Regions from separate parts of the Mus musculus genome. Here region 2 is linked to region 1. A link is a contact called in ENCODE Hi-C data. All regions are on one chromosome and are shown on one strand. The core of a region is the stretch at or near the end of the contact, and the rest is flanking DNA. Distances in the headings are between cores, read along the strand shown.

The links. Hi-C counts contacts between places; a loop is a spot of excess contacts on that map.
Region 2: a map of left cerebral cortex shows a loop between it and region 1 (3-fold over the local background). The contact joins the enhancer-like site here to the promoter of Otx1 in region 1. A Hi-C loop is called at or near these places in 2 of 37 maps with a recorded cell type or tissue (gastrocnemius and left cerebral cortex).

The regions. Positions count from the first base shown.
Region 1 is chr11:21,997,171-22,002,953 of GRCm38, forward strand. Otx1 (orthodenticle homeobox 1) reads right to left here and starts at 4,481. Exons shown (of 5, transcript NM_011023.3): 1 at 4,378-4,481; 2 at 3,952-4,019; 3 at 2,210-2,415; 4 at 1,200-1,351. The coding sequence starts at 2,306. It overlaps Gm32517 (a long non-coding RNA gene), which reads left to right and starts at 1,329. Exons shown (of 3, transcript XR_003949861.1): 1 at 1,329-1,418; 2 at 2,614-2,687; 3 at 3,264-3,414.
Region 2 is chr11:22,614,114-22,619,840 of GRCm38, forward strand. Gm12052 (predicted gene 12052) reads left to right here. Exons shown (of 5, transcript NR_166746.1): 3 at 2,288-2,376; 4 at 3,244-3,717; 5 at 4,208-4,379. Among named protein-coding and RNA genes, the nearest start is that of Gm12052, 5.3 kb to the left of the region's middle. Within about 2 kb of position 3,649, at least 3 of the 3 ENCODE cell types and tissues checked have a DNase peak (open chromatin) inside an H3K27ac peak, as active enhancers do; they include gastrocnemius and left cerebral cortex, where a contact is called at or near this core.

The sequences.
Region 1 (5,783 bases), core at 3,231-5,730:
CTCTACCCCTCCCAGTCCCCGGCCCTGCCAGACCCTGTCCCCTCCCCCGCACGTGCTAGGTCCCCAGCTCTGGCTCCCTCCCCCATCCTTCTGCGCAAACCCCTAGTAAGCCTCCTCTGCTGGAGGGATGCGCACCTCCCCAAGCCCAGCGCAACTCTGCCCGAGGGCGGAACATTTGTGTCTGTCCAGCCAGAAGTTCAGCCATCTCTAAGCTGTTGCGGTTGGCTGCTTCCCCGCAGCCCCGTTTTACTTTGGAGGCCCTGTTTTCCTTGAACAGAGCTCAGGAAACAGCAGAGAGATACAGAACATCGAAGTGTAGGTCAGCCACCAAGCCTGGGGCCCGAGGGGTTTCACCGAGTCGGCTCCTGGAGACTGGAGTTGGTCAGGGCGAATATTTGGGTGGGAACAGAAGCAAAGCTAGAGGCTGGACGGAAACAGCACTCCAGTATTGGGGCTTTTCGAGAAGGAAAAGGTGAGATTTCCTTGGGCCTTTTGGCTCCAGGTGGGATACCAAATGGAATGGCAAGTCATAAACTCGCATTCCTAGGAGAAAGTCCGGGCACAGTGCATTGCATTCCCAGACCCTTCTCGAGCCTTCGGGAAAGAAGTTTAAACGAAAGACCGTAAAGAAAGAATTAAACTAAGTCAGAACTCGATTTTTCTGAACGTTTCATCTCAGAAATAGAAAAGCAAGCATCTGGATTTTGCACTCGACGTCCATTCGGCTGCAGAAAACTCCCTAACCAGACAGAAACTGCCGGCGGAACGCATTCCCAGGCAGAGAGCACTAGGCTGTGGCCAAGTTCCATCTTGCACTTTTAGAATCCCCGGGACGAATGGCAAGGGTGTGAAAGAAAGGCCTCAGAGCTAAGGCCTCAGTTCTGTAGTAGCCAAAGAAGCAGACCCTTATCGAACTTTCAGAGAAAGTTACATCCGGGGAACATGGCTGGCCTCCCCCAAACCAAAAACAAAACGACTTTCAATATTGAAAGCGCCCAGGCGATAAGGAATAGATACTGGGCTCTAAGCCATTCCTTTTAATGTTACCCCTTTTATCAGACTTACGCCCAGCGCTAGGGGGAGTTGGAGAGGGGCTGTGCAGTCAGTGAGAGGGCCCCAACATCAGACAGCCTAGGCCAGATCTTTCCAGACCGGTTCCTGCGTCCCTACCCTACCCCTAGAGCCCCAGGAGCGCGCACCTGGACTCTGGACTCTGGCAGGTTGATCTTGAGTGCCACCTCCTCGCGCATGAAGATGTCTGGGTAGCGAGTCTTTGCGAACAGCGCCTCGAGCACGTCCAGCTGTGAGCGCGTGAAGGTGGTGCGCTCCCGTCGCTGCTTCCGCGGGGTGGCTGAGGGGACATGCGAGAGCGCCTGGAGTCAGCGGTGGACCACAAGGACTGGTGCTAGAGGCCACAAGTAAGTCTTCTGGTAGGTTCAGAACCCCCGCCATAGAAAGAAAGGGCCGAGCTCCGAGCAAACGAAAACTCCCCTGGCCACAGGTGGAACAAAGTGTACTTATTCTACTAAAGGCCCCAGTCTAGAACCTTAGGGCCTTCACCCTCTGTACCTCTCATGCGGTTAAAAACAAAGCCACCCTTTCCTTCTCATCTCCCTAAACCCACACGCTCCCTAACTGAGAGGCAGTTAATAGAGCAGAGGTGGACAGAAACAGGACCAGGGGTCACTTTTTCCAAGAGAATAAACTCATGTTAAATAAGTAGGATCTAGAAAAGAAACCCAGGGCTCAGCTGGAGTCCCCCATCATGCCAGAAGAGTTGGGACAAATCACTGGTCTTGAGGTTTCTCTATGGAGAAAAAAAAAAAACCCTACTTCTCAGGGAAGCTAGACATAAGAAAAATTTGGCTATGTTAGGGCCTAGTGAGTGTCCAGATTCCTCATGAAATGTTGGACCAGGGAAAGGTTTTATTTTTTATATTTTTAAAAAAAGCAACTGAGGGAAATAAATCCGGGGGCAGGGGGAGGGATAAACCTGCCCTCCCTAGCAAGTGGGACACAAGAGGAGCCAGGTTGCAGGCACCACAAGCTCAAAAGTTGTAGGCTGCACTTTCTACAGAGCAAGGCAACAGGCGGCGAGCTAATCACCTTCCTGGGTCTGTTTAGGGACTGTGTGGGCTCAAACTGTAGAGGATGGAATCCCCCAATATTTACAGAGGTTTGAGGGTAGGGGCAGAGGGCCACTGCTCACCAGGGTAGCCCACGGAGGGGTGCAGGAGGTCCATGGCAGGGCCAGCTAGGCCCAGCCCGTTCATGCCGTATGGGGGTTGTTTGAGGTAAGACATCATGCTAACAGCCGGGTGGAGGTGCCCCGACGGATCCAGGGGGCCTGAGGCCAGGAGCAGTTCAGGGCTCCCACTGCGAAGTCCTTCAAGCTGTTGCTTCTGGGGGCCTGGCCTAGGGAGACAGCAGACACATGGAAACCTTCACCCGCAGTCAGTTTGGCTTTCAGCTCCTCTAATCCTTGAATGGGGAGGGGGCGCGTGCTAGGAACTGCACAGCAGGCAATCCGAGAAACGTCTTCTCCTTTAGCTCGGCAGCTACACAGCTTCTCAGGAAAGTAAACTTTTCCCACATCGTTCCTTCCTCTTTTAGGGCTTGACAAGGGCCAAAGACACTCCTCGAGTGTCAACAGGAAGGAAAAGTTAAAGCGTGATCAGGCTGAGGAGGTGAGAGCCGGGACCGCGGAGGGTGCAAAATCCCAAGTGAAGTCAATTTTTTTTTTAGTGTGGCGGAAGCAATTTGCTCAAGCAAATGTTCATTTGGCGCCGGGAGGGCAGGCCGCACAGAGATACCGGGTTATTTCGTTTAGTTTGAAATATTTTTGAAAGAGGGACAAAATGGCAAGTAATACAGAGGCCCAAGGTGAATACACCTTGGGTCGCCAAGGCTCACTGGCCACATCATTTCTTCAAAGATCTCCAGCGCTGCCTCCTACCCCAGAGCCTGCAATCACCTTTCTAGTTGACCTCTCTGGGCCCCTAGCACTAAGAGATAGCTGAACAGGAATCCCACCGCACCTCCAGGGTAGATGCGGCCCAGGCCAGGCTAAGGCGGCAAGAAGACGCCAAAGGCACCACAGTAGAAGTGGCAGTTTCAGGATGCCGCCCAAGGTCAGGGGTACCTCCGAGGCGGTCACCCCTCTTCCTTTGCTCGCACAGGCGGGCCTTCTTTCTACCAAGTCTGCTAAGCACACCGAGTCCCACCAGAATTTGATGGCCAACCCAGCGCCCCAAACATTCTAGGGATTTTGGAAGGCCTAGCGTGCCAGGTCGCGTCGCATCGGCCGTCCTATATGAACCCGATGGAGAGCAAGGAACTAGGCCTCAGGTTGTAAAGCTCACGCACAGCCGACCGGGAGGGCGAGGCTCGGCGCAGACACTCTGAGCCCACGCAGCTCTGCTCCAGCAAAAGAAGGGGTTCTGGGAGTATGACTGGGACCGGCGGGGGGCTTGAAGCTACATCCCAGGACCCAAGGGTAGGAGATTCCGGGGAGAAAGGGAGGTAAAACTAAAGCAGCTCCCCCATCCCAACTCCTTTCCCCGCCTCAGCCCTGGGGGACCCTCAGCCTAGACTAAGGGGGTGGGGGGAGGTCAGCGAGCACATAAGGCGGAAAGGAAGGATTCAAAGAGCTTGGGCCGAAGGGCCACAGGCCTGCAGCCTCCGCGGCTAAGCCCGGCTGCGGTGTGAGTTTTCGAGTACTTTCGTCTAACTTAGCAGCCCAGTTCCGCAGCTTCGGAGGAGGCGGGGGAGGGGGCGGCCGGCTCCCGAGCGGCCTGGGGTCCCCAGGGCAGCCAAGGGGCGCCCGGCCTCTCACTCCAACCCCGCCCACCTGCCCCGGACAGAGGTAGCGGGGGTCGATTAGAGGACGGGGAGACGAGAGGGGCCACCATCGTCCCGGGGTGGCGCGCGGCCCGGCGACTCCCTCCTTACCTGCCCTCCGCAGTCGCGGCTTTTCACCATCTACCTCTCGCCTTCACCGAGACTCGCCGGCAGCCAACCTGCAAAACGGAGGCGCACAGGTATTACCCCGGAGACGGCGGGACCCTAGGCTTTCCTCTTCCCTCAACTTCCCTCTTCCCGTCTCCTGCATTTTTTCTAGGAGCTCTGTGCGTGTACCTCCAGGTTTCACTTTATTGCTCAAACACTTTGTTGCAAAGTCCCACATGCTTTTCCTCTCAAGACCTGGCCTCGCCCGGGACCCGGGGGGTGGGGTGGGTGAGTAGGGGGTGTTCGAGGGACAGAGTTAGGAGGTGGCTTGCGCTGGCAGCTGCACTCTCTCGGAGCAAGCCGGAGGCGGTAGGGACTGGAGAAATCCTGCATAGTCACTTGGCAAACTAAATAAATCAAGCAATTTACCTTGTCGGAGTGGCTTGTCTTGCTCGGTTGTTTAGGTGATTGGAAATGTAGCCTGATGAAGATTGATCACCTTTCTACTGCCCTCCCCGGGTATGTGAACGCGAGGCGAGTGCGTAACGGGGCTCGGCCTCCAATAGGGGGCCTAGAGCGGACTGAGTGACAGGGAGCTGGGCAATGGCGAGCCCGGGTTACCTCCGCGCGCCCCCGCCCTCCCTCGCCCCCACCTCCTCCCTCCCCGCGCGCCGGCCCCGCCCCGGTCGCGCGCTAACTCTGGGTCTAGGTTGGCAAATTCCGCTCAGAACGAGTTGAGGAGGGCGAAGGCTGCGCCGGAGTTGCTGGCACAGAGGGGGCCCCGGGTCCCAAGGCTCGCCCGAGGGCCCCCGCCCTCCCCTTGCCCGGGCCGCGCTCCGGAGGAGTGGCGTCAAGCTGCTGGATAACCGGTTCCTGCTCGCGCGCGCGCGCCGCCAGGCTCTGCCGCACTGTGGGAGCCAGGCTTCCCAGGCCGAGGACTCGGGGCGTGCTGGCCCCTGGCACTCCTTGATGCTCCCTGGGGCCCCAGCAACTCCTCCTCCGCTCCCCCACAACCAGCGGTCGCCGCCGGCGCGGGCTGCTGAGCGGAGCCGGGAGTGGGGGTGCAGCTCTCGGCGCGCAGGGCGCCCTGCGGCGACCCGGGACTCTTGCGCCCAGAAAGAGCACCGGCAGGGGAGGCGCCGCCAATTCCCAGCTGCACAGCGTTTCCAGGGGCTCCCAGGCAGTCTCACCAAAGGTGTTCGCAAGTCCTAAAAGCTTCTTCGGAACCGTTGGAACTCAAATCTCCTTACATTCTCTCTCTCTCTCTCTCTCTCTCTCTCTCTCTCTCTCTCTCTCTCTCTCTCTCTCTCATGGATTTGATAGAAAACTTTCTTTTTCACAATCTGTCAGTCTTTCCAGATCTCCACCTACAACGAACAGTCTGGTGGAAAATGTGGCTACACACCCCGATCCCTCTCACTTCATTTTCTACACCTTACTGGAGGAGCCTCCTCGAAACAATTTCCCCGGATTGTTCTTACTGGCAGACCCCAGTTTCCAGCCGAATAAACTTGCTGAGATCGTCTTCTTGTGTGTACTTTTCAAAGCGAGAGGGAAGAGTATTTTCGGCCCAACCCCGAACAAGGCAATATTTTTACATGGCATCTCCTACTGAATACTAGGGACCACACTTACACTCTTTCCTAGTTCTTTTTCCTCATCTTCTGCCGTTCTCACCCCAACAGGCGGGCGAAAAGTTTGAACCACAGTATGTGCGTGGGTGAGTTCGGCAGCCGCCGAGAGCAAGGTAGAGCGGAGCACCGCGATGCCCAGGCCGCGCGGTCCGCTGTGGTCGCTGACCGGGTGCGGGGCGACCAGAAGGAAGGGGGGAGCCC
Region 2 (5,727 bases), core at 2,399-4,898, 620 kb after region 1:
TGTGTGTCTTAGCTAACAAATGCCCCAGATGACTATGGGTTGTCCCTCTGCTTGGGGACACACTTTAACCAGCAGTGGATTTGGTTACCTCTGGGGTCTTTCACAGATTTCCTTGATGAGGACAAGTTCCTTGATCTAGTAGAGGGGAAGTGACCATTTTTTTTTTTTCAGTGAACCCTTACCTGTTTGTGTGGGATAAGAGAGGCAAGGTTGCCTACTCCCATTGGCCAGTCACAGGTATGCAAAGAAGACTTCAGCCTCAGGGAACCAAAACAACCAACACTGGACATGGGAACCCCAGTGAACTGTGCTATCTGCTTGTGTTTAATGTCTACTTACCTGGATCTTCACCACCTGGGCCCTGGCCTGTTCATCTCACCTCCCAACCAAACCAAACATGCTCCTTTGAGCTTGTACCCTCAAAATACTTGGTGTTCTCCCAAATCCCGTTTAGTCCAACAGCAAGAGTCCTGATAGGAACTCATGAAGGAGAGAGATAGACACCACAGAGCCCAGCTCCACTCTGGGAAATCACACTCCTTAACCTTGACTCTGAATCTCACTGGAACCCACTGTGTGGGGCTTTTATCTCCCAAAGGTGTCTTCTGCCTCCACTACCTTGTTAGCCACTTTAATAAATATTTTCTGCAAGGCAAATACAAGGGCAAAATCTCTTGCCTTTGTTCTAAGTGCCTGATACCTAACAAGTACCCATTAAATTAAAAGTAGAACTATAAGACATATATGAGACAATATATCCAGTCCAAAAGGTCTAAAAATTGACTTACTGCTTTATATAAACCACCAATATTCTACATTGCTGACTGGTAGAGGCCATTAATTATTCTGTAAACAACACACCACAATATTATTTTCCAGCAATATTAAATTATTCACAGATTGGTATTGGATGATTTCTAAAGGCACACCAAAGATGAAGCATAAGTAGTAACAATTCTTACTGCAGTTAGGAATTCTTACTGATTCCACTTTTTCCCTAATCTTCAAATTGAGTGAGAATCTTCTATTATATAGCAAATATAATGAGACTATTATTTGGTGATCAGGGGAGAAAATTTTTCCAGAAAGATAGACAATACCACAATAATTGTGCGCACAGTTGGTAGTCATTAAGGAAGTGTGACTTAAGAAAGAGTCCCTAGAGGGATTCGTATATCTCACCAAAGAGAGTGCTAATGAGGGACCTTGATACATAGAAGAACAGGAGTGCAGGAGAGATCTATTCTACACCCGCGTGACAGGCTTTTCTACTAGGGAGAAGTCATAGGGCCTCAGGCTTTGATGCTAATGGTGCTACTTAGAACCATTGGTCCTGAAGTGGATCAGCAGCAGCCCACACTAACAGGACTTGACCTCAGGATAGCACTGTGGAATGGCAACCTTCAGGTCCACAGTACCTGTCACTGGACCATCTGATGGACTCCAAGCAACGTTTTAGAAGCAAGGTGAATAAAAATAAAAGAAGATACAGTGCCGTCCCCTGTTCAGGTGAGAAGCCCAGGATCCTCCAGGAAAGGAAACATAATGGTGAACTCTTTAGTATTATAGAAAGAGAGAGGGTTAGTGGATAAAGGTGATGGATGACTCTCAAACATTTGGACAAAATGTGGAAACACTGCGACAGAAAGAACCAAGAAGCTGGATGACTGAGAGACCAAAACTCAGCAGCCACCCTCACTGGTGGCTGTGCGTGGACTCCCTATCAATAGCTCATCTCAATTATAGCAAGCAAAGAAAACAAAAGCTCATCTGAACCAGGCAGTGGTGGCCATGCCTTTAATCCCAGCACTCGGGAGGCAGAGGCAGGCAGGTTTCTGAGTTCGAGGCCAGCCTGGTCTACAAAGTGAGTTCCAGGACAGCTAGGGCTACACAGAGAAACCCTGTCTCGGGGGGGGGGGGGGGGGGGGGAAGAAGCTCATCTGCTCATCACGTATAATATGTATACACCAATCATTTCTACACGCGTGTGTCATGAGAATTGAATGAGAACATTCCAGGGCAGTAAATGCTATTCCTAGCCTGGTGCACATAAATAAATAAACAAATAAACAAACAAATAAATAAATAAATAAAGTCTTTCCTGAGGCGAAAGTAAACAGGTTTTTTTTTTTTTTTTTTTTTTTTGACCTGGTTAATTACAGATACTTGTCTATGTTCTGTTGTGAATGTCAGCATTCAGTAACTTACCTTAACAATATCGAGCCTGTTGTTGCTGATTGTTAGTATTTTGGCTCTATGAGTTGTTTTGTTGCTTTGTTTGTCTTAGAGAGCTATTTCATCAGGACCTGAGAAAGCTTAGCCCTCAGAAGTGCTTATAGTGAGACCACACAATGACATGCAACATCACTCAGACTCGTGAGTATTCTCCATCCCCCTTTGGTTAGGAGCTTCCACGGATGACATAAAAAGGAAATTTAGCATTGCAGATGATCCTGTGAAACAAGTATATCTGGCAGTGTGGCAATTGTTTGAGGTACTAGAAAGTGTTAGTTAGCCCCGCTTTACTCTGTTACAAACATCTCTTGTAAAGGTGAAGAAAATGAGCTGAAGAACAAAGTCAACATTCCATAGACTGAGGTAGTCAGGAAACATGGTCAGGGAAATGGGGGACTCAGTTAGATGCAACCCAGGACAGCTAAGACGGGGCCTGGCTCTGCATGTCTTTGATTTGACCATGTCACCACAAAGAAATTCCAAAGAGACAAGCCTCCTAGACCAAGCTGATGCAGATTTCAGGCATACAGTAAAGGGCCATCCACCAAGGGTCTCTCTCAGGGCTGTCTTTGCTGCAGCACCGAATGCCCTACAGAGCTAGTATGCTGCAGCTTCCCAAAGTCAGGGTGGACCGGAAGACCCTCCCGCCCCTTTCAGACACATATTCTGCCTGATACAAAACAACCACTCAGTCCACGATACCTGTGTTGTTTTCCAACTATCTTAAAGATTTTCAATCAGAAATTCTACAAGCAAGAAAAACACATGACATTCCCAACTACGGAAATGTATATCCATACCACCATACACAAGTGTTTATAGCTACTTTTTATTCATCGTGAATAATGAATCTGCTTTAAAGACAGGCTGTTGAGTTCGAGACCAGAATTTAGTTTCTCCTTGTCTGCAGCATTCCATGCTGGCATCAAGAGGGCCTCCTTTAATTAGGAAGGACACAAGTGGAAAAGAACGTAATTGGGCTGAGGTTTTAATGCCTGGCTTTGCCAGGCTCTCTTACTGCAGACCCGAGGCACTGGCCCAAGCATTCCACCAGGCTCCACCCAAACCCACCAGCTGGACGAGGAACCACGGGACGTTAGAATCAGAGTAACTTTGGCCAACAATCTGAGACACTTGGGAGAAAATTCATTCTAAATCTAACAGCTTCCTGCTCTCAGGAAGGCCTCTGGGCTTCCGGTGCCTCTGGTCCTCCTTCCCGGCTCTTCTGTGGAGGCTAGCTTCCTCCAAGCTGACCCCGAGGGAGCCGCCTTCTCGTAGGTGGAAAGCGAAGAGAAGAGAGCGGGTAAGCAGTGGAGACACATTGGCTGTACTCAGGACCTGTACCAGAGGTGGCAGGAGGACACCACCGAGCCCTGCTCCACCCATCGCAGCCTCGAGACCCTCTGCGCGGGGATGCTGACCCCTGCTGGCCACCTGAGAGATTGCAGCGTGGCCGACTCCCAAGGGGCGGCAAGTGTAAGGGTAAGGGTAAGGAGATGGGGATGGGAAAGGGGTTGCTGTGTAGTAAGCGTGGGTGGTAGAAGACTAGGGCCAGGATGTTGGGCACCATCAGAGGCCCCTCCACCACCCGGTGGCTGCCCAAGTGCTGTCCGCTCCTCTTGTTTCTAGGAAAAAGAGTGAGAGGAGCCGTAAGGGCTATGGAGCCCAAATCAGCATGCCTCTAGGACCTACCTGAGCCTCCAGAAGACCCCTCAACAGGAACCGTTGTCCGAACCAACCAACTCCAAACCTAAACCTCAGAGGCCTCCTCATGCAGACAGATTGCTGACCTATCTCTGGGGTAGTCAGCTGAAATACCCCAGAGATATTCACGGCCTAATCCCAGGAAGTTTCTTTAAATGGCAAAAGAAACCTAGAGTGTGTTACCCTCGATTATTTAGGTAGATTCTACATGTAATCAGGTATATCACCAAAGGGGAAGTGAGGTAAAGGAATATTTATTTCACTACAGAACAGAAGGCAAGCCATCTTGCAGGAGGACCTGAGGAGAGAAGGAGAGAGTCAGGAGAGAACAGATTCCCTCTACAGTGCCCAGAGTCTCCCCTGACTGATTTGGACCCAATGAAATTCCAAACTCTGGTGTCAAGAACTTTAAAAGAATAAATGTGTGCTGTTTTGAGGTATTGAGTTTGTAGCTTTTTTAAAAAAGCAGCAGCACTGAGGTAATGTGTTGCTTCCCACTCAGTAGTGAGTTCTTAGAATTAAGTGGCTAATGAACAAGACAAACCCCATTTCCATCCCCAGGGAGTTTTATCTGCCATCTCCTGAGCTTTAAAATATTGCTGGCAAATTCTTAGATAGGGTAGCAGAGAAGACAAGGAACACATCAAAAAGACTAGCCCGTAGACATGCAACAAACAAACAAACAACAGCAACGAAGAACAGATTTCACACCTGCTGGGCAGCTACAGTCAAAGTGACAGGGGCAAGCAGTTTCTTGTTTGTTTGTTGTTGTTTGTTTATTTTGCTTTTTTGATGACTTGGAGAAGCCCAGTCCGCACACACTGTTGGAGGGACTCTATGGCATACCCAACCTGGAAAGTAGCTTGGCAATTTCTTTTAAAACTGAGCATACATAACCGGATCACTCGGCACTGTGTTCCCAGGAGTAGCTGCCAGGGATTGAAGCCATTAGAAGGTTCATTCGATCTAAACTCCACTGCGGGTGCTCGCACAGCGCACTCCTCGATACCTGCCTGTACTGGCTAGTTTTGTGTCAACTTGACACACCTGGAGTTATCACCGAGAAAGGAGCTTCAGTTGAGGAAATGCCTCCATGAGATCCAACTGTAAGGCATTTTCTCAATTAGTGATCAAGGGGGAAAGGCCCCTTGTGGGTGGGACCATCTCTGGGCTGGTAGTCTTGGTTCTATAAGAGAGCAGGCTGAGCAAGCCAGGGGAAGCAAGCCAGTAAGTAACATCCCTCCATGGCCTCTGCATCATCTCCTGCTTTCTGACCTGCTTGAGTTCCAGTCCTGACTTCCTTGGTGATGAACAGCAGTATGGAAGTGTAAGCTGAATAAACCCTTTCCTCCCCAATTTGCTTCTTGGTCATGATGTTTGTGCAGGAATAGAAACCCTGACTAAGACACTGCCCAAATGTTTTAGATTCACGAATGAAAGACACACACACACACACACACACACAGCCTCATTTTTAATATGCCCTAAGCAGCCAGGAGCTGGGTCACTACCCAGATGCTTACATGGCTGTACACTTCGTCTCCTGCAGCTCTTAGGCATGACTTTCCTGCTTCCCCATGGTTCCCTTGCCGGGAAAATCTAAGGTTCCCCCCTCTGTCTCCCTGTCCAGCCACTGGCCACTGGCAACTTTATTTACCAATTACAGCCAACTGTGGGCAAGGACCCTCAGAGTCTTACAGACAGACGTACAGGTTCCCATGTGATTTGGGAAACTGAATTAACACAAATAGCATTAGATCCAGTCCACAACAAGGATTCAACTGAGAT